Linked DNA regions of Homo sapiens: region 2 is linked to region 1. The links are chromatin contacts, found by Hi-C or POLR2A ChIA-PET in ENCODE. All regions are on one chromosome and are shown on one strand. The core of a region is the stretch at or near the end of the contact, and the rest is flanking DNA. Distances in the headings are between cores, read along the strand shown. Region 1 has its middle 20 kb from the start of LINC00619. Region 2 overlaps LINC00841 (long intergenic non-protein coding RNA 841).

The links. A loop is a pair of places that touch in the nucleus more often than their neighbours do. ChIA-PET counts read pairs that join two places held with the same protein, here RNA polymerase II (POLR2A). Pooled maps may share reads with other maps.
Region 2: a map of tibial artery shows a loop between it and region 1 (2.0-fold over the local background). The contact joins two enhancer-like sites. A Hi-C loop is called at or near these places in 1 of 168 maps with a recorded cell type or tissue (tibial artery) and 6 of 50 pooled maps. POLR2A ChIA-PET finds 5 or more read pairs at or near these places in 1 of 52 experiments (activated naive CD4-positive, alpha-beta T cell).

Annotation. Positions count from the first base shown.
Region 1 is chr10:43,822,738-43,827,791 of GRCh38, reverse strand. No RefSeq gene overlaps it. Among named protein-coding and RNA genes, the nearest start is that of LINC00619, 20 kb to the left of the region's middle. Within about 2 kb of position 2,716, at least 13 of the 41 ENCODE cell types and tissues checked have a DNase peak (open chromatin) inside an H3K27ac peak, as active enhancers do; they include tibial artery, where a contact is called at or near this core.
Region 2 is chr10:43,959,395-43,964,448 of GRCh38, reverse strand. All of the region lies in intron 4 of LINC00841 (long intergenic non-protein coding RNA 841), which reads right to left. Among named protein-coding and RNA genes, the nearest start is that of LINC02659, 50 kb to the right of the region's middle. Within about 2 kb of position 2,853, at least 6 of the 41 ENCODE cell types and tissues checked have a DNase peak (open chromatin) inside an H3K27ac peak, as active enhancers do; they include tibial artery, where a contact is called at or near this core.

The DNA of each region.
Region 1 (5,054 bases), core at 1,467-3,966:
TTCTTTGATTTAGAAACTTTTGTGAAGGGAGATAGCTGTGTGAAGACATGGGAGAAACCAACTCTTTACTTAAATTCTATAGGTTTAAGTTTTATTATGGTTTGTGTTGATCAAAACTCTTTATAGCCTATACCTAGAGTACTCAAACTCAGAGAGACAGAAAGTAGAATTGGTAGTTACCAGGGTCTAGGGATGGGAGAGAATGGGGAGTCTGTGTTTAATGGGGACAGAGTTTCTGTCTGAGATGATGGAAAAGTTCTGGAGATAGATGGTGATGATGTTGTACAACAACGTGAATGTACAAACTTTACATTATGTACATCTTACCACAATAAAAAAATCTTTTAAAATATAAACCAAAAAAAAAACCTCTTTATAATCTCTTTCAAGTGAGGAATTACCAAGTGCTCAACAGGCTGCTTAGAATGGGAGGCAGGGGTGAGGGGCAATGCCAGGCACATGACCCGCTTTGTACACTTACGATTGCTGCTATTTATTGAGTGTCTACCCTCTCTGCCAGCTCCTACACTAAGCACTTTACATGTACTCATTCTAATCCTAAAAAAAGAGAAAAGGAAAGAAAAACAGGAGCCTGCAAGGCTTCGAGGTGCATTGTATTTCCCACATTTTACAGAATCAACTTAGTGTCCTTGTGGTAAGAGTGTTTCTGGTGAGATGGTAAAGTCGTGTGTTTGTGAATTGTACATCATTCAATTCAATTCTTTTGGAGTTAATGATTCTACAAGAAAATATAGTCGAACTAGACATTCACTTACAGTGGAGCTCCGCTGGGTTCCCTAACTCTTAGTAACAGAGCTGCCCCCTCCGCTTCCCCTCACGCCCAGAGTCCTAGTAACAGAGTTGCCCGCGGAGAGGCTGCTGCTCTCAGGCCCTGGTCAGGGTGATGGATGTGAGTTTGCTCAGTCCTTCCTCCACGTGGGATAACCGAGAATATCCAGAATTTTTACCTAAATTGGAACTGGCACACAAAGCGTAAAGTCTGGCAAAAGAGGACTAAGCAGATACATGTGAAACTACCACAGTCAAACAGCCTCTAGTGGCACAGCTGTGGGACATCGATGCACTTGTCAATGGTGGGGACTGGACAGGAGGCTGCAGGCCACTGCACCGTCCTAAGGCCACTCAGGACAAGGCCAGTCCCCAATTTGTTTCACTGTGAGACAGCTGCGCAGTCAGAGCCCAGATACGGTCACCAGACTCCCGGACTTGGATTCAGCTCCACATCGTGTCACCCTGGCTAAAGGATGTACACCTCTGCGTGACTGGGTTTGTCACCTGGCAGCATGGATGCTCAAGCGACTGACCTGTCAGGACAGCAGCAAATGAACTGAAGCTGGGGGAGCGTGCAGGCTGGTGCTGTGTGGAGCTCTGGGGCAGAAGGCACTCACCAGGGGTGCCCAGAGCCGGGGTCTGTGAGTCGCGCGCTGGGTCCGGGTCACAGGCGCTGGGTGAACAGATTGAGAAGACAAAATGAGGATGTACTCCTTACATGCTCACGAAAAGCCTTCTTCCCCTTCGTTGGGAACGACCCCCCCAGACACTAGACCCAGGCCACACCTGGAGTCAGCCGCAGGCAACTCAGAGGAGCGCGAGCCCGGGAGCCTCGGGAGGGCCTCGGAGGTGGGTGGGGGTGAGGGGAGCCTCAGGAGGGCCGCGGGTGGTGAGGGGGGCCTCTGGAAGGTCTGGAGCCCGCTGAAGGCAGGCGATGACGCAGGCCCAGTGCACATGTCCCAGGGCTCCTGTCTAGGCACACGGAAGCTGCATGTTCGTTTCTTTGTACCCATATCACACTTACTGTATTTCTTCTTCTTCTTTCTTTTCCTCCCCCAGCAGCTCTAAGCGCCCTACAGCTTCCATGGAAAGGCAAAAGGGACTTCCCTATTGCACCGTCTGCGGGTACCACTGTTCCAGCCCTGAAGGGACTAGGGGATGCTGCGCTGTGGGGAAAGTCCGGGTGGCAGGAGATGGCGGGGCTCCTGGAGGAGGTGCTGGGATGCGCTGCTGTGGCTGCTGAGAAAGGTCCTGAGGGCGCAGCCCGCCCTTTCCCCGAGCTGCGAGCTGCGAGCTGCGAGGGAGCCCGGCGGGGAGGACCGGCAGGGTCTCTGGGAGGGAGGAACAGGGGAGCCTGGAGTCTCAGGGCTGCCGGGAGCAGAGGCGCTCTGGGTGGTGAACGTCCCCAGCCTGCCCTCCCTGCTCACTGCGGAGTCACGCGCCCGCTCTGCTCTGGGCCTCCCCTCAGCTCTGGCCTCCAGGCAGTTTCCTTTCTGCCAGGTAGATTCTGTGCGACTTCATTTATTCAGAATCTGGATCAGCAAATGAACATTCAGGTAGGAAAGGGGTGTTTGGAAGGGTGGAGAGGTTTCCAAGCAGGCGCCCACCTGAGGGGCCCCCTGAAGGGAAACAAAGGGGACTTAAAGCCAGGTTTCCAGCTCGGCCACCCCTTCCTTTTTTTGTCTTTTTTCTTTTTTAAAAAAATATAAACAAAGAGCTTGAATTATTTTGAAATAACTATTGGTAGCTGGACTGTGTTCTCTTGACCACAACATTGCTCTGGGACTGAACCGCGTGGGTCTCTGCTCTTCCTAAGTGTTACATAAGAATAGCGAACCCATGAGGTCAGCTTCTAAACCAGTTTCTTCCCATAACCTCCTGGACCAAGGCCCAAGCAAGGCCGAGAGGAGCTCAAGGTCCCACTCTCACCAGGACGGGCCTCTCTCTCTAGTTGGCAGGAGGCGATGAATGTCGCCCAGTAATTTAAGGTTGTTCATGTTTGGGTAGAAAAGCCAAGCACAGGCCCATATTCTAGAGGATTGCTTGTGGCAGGCAGAAGGCCATCAAAGGCAAACCCAAACAAACAAAAAAGTGTCTTTTGAAGCTAATGGAGCAGATCAGATTGGTGAAAAGTAGATTAACAATAGCATTTGGAACAAAACTTTCAGCATAGTGCTTGCCCGAAAGTACTTACAGCCCTTTAAAATTGAGAGTGGGACCAGGCACTATGGCTCACAACTGTAATCCCAGCACTTTGGGAGGCTGAGGCGGGCAGATCACTTGAGTCCAGGAGTTTGAGACCAGCCTGGGCAACATAGTGAAAACCTGCCACTACTAAAAATACAAAGAGTAGCCGGGCACAGTGGCGCTCACCTGTAATCCCAGCTACTTGGAGGCTGAGGCACGAGAATTGCTTGAACCTGGGAGGCAGAGGTTGCAGTGAGCCAAGGTCGTGCCACTGCACTCCAGCCTGGATAACAGAGTGAGACTCTGTCTCAAAAATAAAATAAAATAAATAACATTGTCACTGGGTGGAATTGTAGACAAGGCAAAGATGTGTCTACACAGTTCCAACCAAGAGTAAGGCAATTATAAAAATCCACTTTTGCATACCTAAGGGCATTGCCTAGATATTTGGAATCATATATTTGGTTAATTTGAGTTTTTTCATAGAAAGCAGGTAAACATAGCCAACTTTTATAATGAAGTAAATTTTCAATCTCATGTTAACCTTAACTCTTTCATAGTCTGAATAGACCATATTCACAGTGATATGAGAGCCAGACATTTTAAATAAAATCACAGGAATAATGTTCTTTGTTTATGTCACAATTACACTAAGCCAGCAGTCCCCAACCTTTTTGGCACCAGGGACCAGTTTCATGGAAGACAATTTTTCCACAGGCAGGGTGTATGGGTCAGGATGAAACAGTTCCACCTCAGATCATCAGGCATTAGTTAGATTCTTATAAAGAACGTGCAGCCTAGAACCCTCATATGTGCAGTTCACAGTAGGGTTCATGCTCCTATGAGAATCTAATGCCACTACTGATCTGACAGGAAGCAGAGCTCATGCAGCAATGCTCACTCACCACTCACCTCGTGCTGTAGCATCCCAGTTCCTAACAGGCCACAGACCAGTATCAGCCCATAGGTTGCAGACCCCTGCTCTAAGTAGTCCAAAATGGCTTACCAAATGCAGCCTTCCAAATATGCCAGATATTCTCATTGTGCGCTAAAATTTCTTTATTATAAAAGTCAGAGTTAGTAAATAAAGTTACAAAAACAAAAGACACATATAATATAATGTAAAATATAATCCAAATCATGACTCCTTCCGTATGACTTTCTAAAATGTAGTATTTTTCTTGGAAAATGTCACAACTTGTAAGTGTGGCAAAAACTCACTAGAAACAGCATTCTGAGTACTCCAGTGACAACATTGTTAAAACACTCTGAGTCCATGCATTTAATATTCTATATTAAGGCCTCTCTACTCCCATAATTTCCCCTACATAGCACTATGAAGTCATGTAAGGGTAGTCAGAAGGAAACAAAACTATTAAAAATATCCTCCAAAAATGAAAAGATGCCAAAAAATCACACAAGGACTTAATAACCATGGTATTTACAATGGAAAAGAATGCTTCTGCCAGAAACTCTGTTTTTACTAGCCCAGACTTTTTTTCATGTTTAATTTTATATACAAGCTTTTTGCCTGGATTTATGATTAAATTATTTTCTTTTCAACTCCTCTTTGTTACCTTGGTTTTATCAATATTGAACCACTTGAATTCTGCAGCAATAGCAAACGAAAGTAAAAACCAACTTCTATACACAGTGCTGATTAGGCCCAGCTCTAATCACTGAACCAACTGTAGGAGACAGATACTATTATGTTGCTCTGTACAAACGAAAGAGCTGAAGTACTCAGAGGCTGAGTAACTGCCCAAGGTCACACAGTTGCTAAGTGGTAGACCTGGGAATTGAACTCAGGCAAGGCTGGCTCCAGAGCCTATGTTTCCACCACTTTTCTAAGCTATCTTTTTATAGCATTTCTAGAACTCTCAGAGCAGCAATCCAGTGATGTTAGCCCAAACTCATCAATTTTGCAAGTTATAGGATCTGTCTGCTCCTTGAACAAACCTTTCTTGAGCATGAATTGGATTCATGTTTTTGCATCTGTACAAAAGGCACAGGGACAGACGGGGGAAAAATTGTGTCTACTACTACTGAAAGATTCAGAGTCTCTGAGTAAGATG
Region 2 (5,054 bases), core at 1,604-4,103, 140 kb before region 1:
CTGTGGTCATTTCTAGAGCTCGATTTAATTTTTTTCCCTTGGAAGTTATTGGGGCACTCAGGGTACGCAACCCTGAGTGCACAGGCAGAGGAAGTGAAGCTTGGCCTCACGCCCAAGCACAGAGGACTCGGGTCCCAGGGCTCCAGTGTGGAACTCTGCACGTGGTTGCGGGGTGGGTCACAGGTTTGGAGGCGTTAGGGATGGAAATATGCTCAGGGCAGAGCTGAGAAGACAAGAGGTGGCCAAAAGGGAGTGATGGGTAAATGCACAAAGGTGTCCAGGAGGGCCCTGGTGCAGGCTGGCTTCCAGGACACAGCTCTCAGGGTAGAAGGAGCCTTTCTCAGACACAGTGGAGACCAAATCTTTTAAAGTGGCTGGAAGTAGGTGTCCCTGTGACCACCGACCACTGAGGGACTGGACCAAACAGGACAGAGACTGTGGCCCCAAAACACTAGCCCCAGGCTCAGCTGCTGGAAGCTCCAGGAGCTGCCAGGATGCAGGGCCTGCATCAGGACTCCAGGCATGGACCGAAGCTGCTCCTGGATCAGCAGGGAGCTTGGCCAGGCAGGGAAGGTCACGGGCTCATAAGTCTCATGTTCTCTGCCTTCTAGGATGGTTCTCCTCTATGAAGGCAGCCTCGGCTACATTCTGTGTTTTGTTTGCTTACTAAGAGCATCAACACAAAGAGAGAATGACAATGTCCTTCCCCATCCTACTCCAAAGAACTCCCAGAATGAGGACCCAGATGTGCCTGAGTCGCACCCACACCCTCTGATTTATAACTTGCCATAAAAACCACCTGGGGGATTGTCAACCATGCTGCCAGGCAAGGCTGGGTGCTGAGAAGTGGGGGCCACTCCAACATCAGTATCACAGTCAGACACCCTGTTTTCCACTTCAAATTCCAAACATGTGTCTGTGAGTGTGGGGTAGCGGCATGGGCAACAATCTTTCATTTCATTTGTTAGTTGGGGTATTGAGATTAAAAAGCTACTAAACTCAAAATGTGGGCCAGGCAGTCAACATGTAATACCTGGACACTTTGGGCCTCTGTGGACTTGAAGCATCATCAAGACACATCACTTCTGTGGCCAACCTCTGGTCAACAGTTAGCCTTATCTTCATAAATTGCCTCCCCCACAACACAATATTTCTGTGCATTCATAGCTCTGTTTGTCCTCCGTAAATCAACCACAGGCCTGTTTAATTATCCCTCGGCAATTTTAAACAACATTTTTAATGAGGCAGAGAATACATGAGGGCTTGCAAACAGGGCTTAAGGGTCTGCCGTGGGTCACTCTGTGTGTATTTTTCAAAGCCAGCCATTCCCAAGATAAGTCACATCTCACCCGGATCTCGAGGCTTGGCTGATGGGCTTTTGCACTGCATGACCAGGGAGACTCAACCATCAGGAGGCTGCTTTCTGTCAATGGCCTTGAAGTGTGTTCATTATTATAAACACACATGATGAATTAGTGTTGTGGTTATGTAAGGAATTTGGTCATCTTGGCTCTGGCTGTGAAAGCGGCAGAGCTATGGAGAAAGTGAACGAAGGGCCATGCCTTCCACTGAAGCCCAGGCAGCTGGTGTTTGAGCTTCATTAACTTGGAGATCCATAAATCTCTCCCCCTGGTTTCCAGGTCAAAGGGATTGCTGGGTGGAAGAGCTCCAAACCCTCTCAGTTGTGGGAAACATCCCTGTGACTTTGCGGGAAGGTAGGCCTGGCCCCGATGTCCCATAGCCAGCAGGTCACTCTTAAGGGAGTGGTCCAGAGGGTCCCACCCTCTGATGGTCCTGGGCTGGGGTATAACACTCAGCGGAGCTGCAGGAGAGGGGACAGAGTACTTGTTGCCCGGCTGCATTTGTGCAGTACTGGTGCTGGGGCCCCCACACAAACCCAAGCACCAGCCCTGGCACCCAGCTGAGTGGCCAGCCCACAATCCCAGAGATGGCAAGGGCGGGCAGAAGGGGAAGAGTGAAGGAGAAGCAGCAATTGGGCACCAGGCTCCAAAGGCGCTGAAAGACAGGGCAGCCACTAGAAAGTCATGGGGAGCAGATTCCTGAGGGCCTGTCTGCAAATACTTATTTTTCTTTCTTTGAACATTCTTAGGACCACAGAAATGGGAGCAATTTCAAGAGGACAGACAGACTCTGCCCCCTGCCCTGCCAACACCCGCAGCCACGATTGCCTTTCCTCCTCCTCCCCATTCTCCTTTTCCGTCTCGCCGCAAGCCCAGATTTCGTGCTGAGCCCTGCACATGAAGTGTCTCCCTTAAATGTCATAAAGACCCCATTCTACAGATGAAGACACCAACGCATTGAGGGCATGAACAACAAGCCCAGAGGTACCCTGTCCCTCCACAGAGCTGGATCCAGACCCAGTCTAGACCTATTCCAGAGCCCAGCCTCACTGTGTCTGGGGCACGATGGTCCCTGGCCTGGAGTGAAGAACACGAGATCCGAACCTTCAGAGTACGCCTCTCTGCCTCAGCCAAGCTCTCTGTTCTGGAACCTCTGCAGGTTATTTCTAATTGAGAAGGTGCAGCAAAGCAGTTAGGGACCTGGACTCTCAAATCCAGTACAGTCACATGTTCTCAGCCACACGACCTGGGGAAGGCACCCAGCCACTCGCAGGCTGGAAGGAGGTTACAGAGGTCACCGAGGCACAGCCCTCACAGGAGATGTGGGTGGCATGGGCACTCAGGAAGTTAGCTGTTATCAGTCATTATTCCTTGACACCCACTCTGCCTGTTTGTTCCCTCAAACTTCTTGCAAGAGAACTATGAAGAGGTTGGGATTCTTGCTGATTTATGGTCATTACTGATGATGTCACGACTGTCCACTCAGGGCCCAAGGACACCAGGACAAGTTAGCAGCCTGCACAGGAATCCAGGAAGTTGTTATTTTAATCTTTAATGCTAGTTTTTTTTGCCAAGCTAAACAACCCCTATCGGCCCCGTAGTATGTTAACATTTTGGGAAAAATTTATGAACTGCTCCAATCCATTTTTGGTAAAGCCCATTACCTCTGAATATAGAATCAAGGTTCCAATTAAAGCTCTCCATTAGAGAATTAAAGTTATTTGCCAAACCAGAAGAGAAAAAAGATCATTCTTCATAATTTTCAAGTTCATCTGCCTGAAACCAGCAGTCTCCTTCCAGTCCTCAGGCAAGTGATCAACTCATTCAATGTTTCAGAGCATGGACCACAAAACAGAGAAACTTCTGGGAATCTGGACAAAACAGTGCCTCCCCCCAAGGGATCTCAGACAGTCGCTAGGGCTTGCACACACACATATGCGCACATACACACACTCACATGGTTGCTCTAGGATCCTAACATCTGTAGTCAAGGAGGTCCAATGTTTTTAGGAGTAAAAATAAATCCCAATTTCTTCCACTTTGGAAGCTCGTAGACGGCAGGCTTTGTAGGAGAAGTTATTTCAACTGGGTTTAAAAGTTTTGGTACGGTTTTGCCGGATAGAAATAGATGGGCAAATACACAGAGGTTGAGAAGTCCAAGTCAGTGATGCTGAGGGCCCAGGACCATCTGTGTTTGGAGACAGCAGGTGGGAGTGCAGAGATGATGCTAGAAAACTTCCCGAATACATGTTATGATGCTAGGCGTTTATTCTGATAGGTGTATTTTACTTCTGACAGATCTCTGCAAAATCTCCAGCTCCTGCCTTTCTGGGCTTTCAGAATCCAGGACCATATGGGACCCATGGACAGTGCAGGCAGGGCAGGAGGCCTCTCCGGGTGCTGAGCTGCCCCGCCATGGGCCACAAGCTGTGCTTCTCAGCACCAATGGTTGTGTCACTCTCATTGGTGGTGCTGGCTTTAGGAGGATGTTGGGGACTCTTTTTGACTCTCCTTGTCTAGATGCCCACATTCTTTGTTAAGGAGCCATCTCCTTTGCTGGGGTCCCCTCTGCCCTCTCTGTTCTAGGATGGTGGGACTATCTGATAAACTAAGTTTTCCAGGGCAGCCCAGGAGGGAAGGCAGCACATGGCTGCACGGAACCTTCTCTGGAGACACAGAATGAAGACCTACAGCCATGCAACCTCCCTTTACTCAGGTCTTTCCAATAGAGAAACTATTCAAGGAAGCCCCCAGGCCTGTGCACGAGGACAAAGAGCAACAAAGAAATAACAAATGGAGTTCAGTTCTAGGACGCCTGATGTCTGCTTAAGAATAAAGGGGCATTTCATTTTGAGATGGGAAGTGGGGACCCTGGGGCCCTGTCCATTGAAATGACCCTTGGCTTCTAGAAGTAGGGGACAGCCCTTACCCAGCTCAGGCATCACAAAATCCTCAGCCAAGCAGCTGGGGGCCTTTAGGGGTATCGTTGGTGTTGTCCTGCTGCCAGCTCCCCGGCCAGATGGAGCCCAGAGCACCGTGCCAGGTTCTTGAGGGCAGACCCTGCAGGCTGCTGAGTGAGCCGAGGAGGGTCAGAAGATTCCTCCACTGACGGCTTTTGGCTGGTCAGTGAGTGCCCATGACCTTGGAGGAGGAGCCCAAGGCTCTGTCAGGCTCTGTCCCCTGTAAATTATTACATGGCCACCTTGTGGCTCAGAGGGCCCTACCTACTATATGAAAATGATATATCTTGAATGATTTATTTATGTCTTTAACAATCATCTATTGAGCACACGTGGCCATGTGGTTCCTCCCCTTGAGCTCACAATCTAATAAAAATAAATATAAGTTATTTCAGTGCAGTCTAGTGCATGCAGTACCAGCATGTCCACATGACAGGGGCTGTTACAAAGGAGTACGGGATTCCCTTCAGGCAAGCAGGGACGTGTAGAGAGAGGCTGGATAAGCCTCCTCAGGGAGGCGATGCTCTAGGCTTCTGGCTAGGAGTGTGCCAGGCAGATGTCTGTGCAGCCTCATTCCAGCAGCAGAAACACCTACTCCATTGTCCAGATTTGGAACACTGGAGAGGGAAAGGGGATGCGGTTACCAATGATAATCAAACAATAGGCATAAACCAGTGCTGTCCCCAGCCATGTGGGACACGTGTTCACCCTGTGTCTAAACAGAGTGTGCACA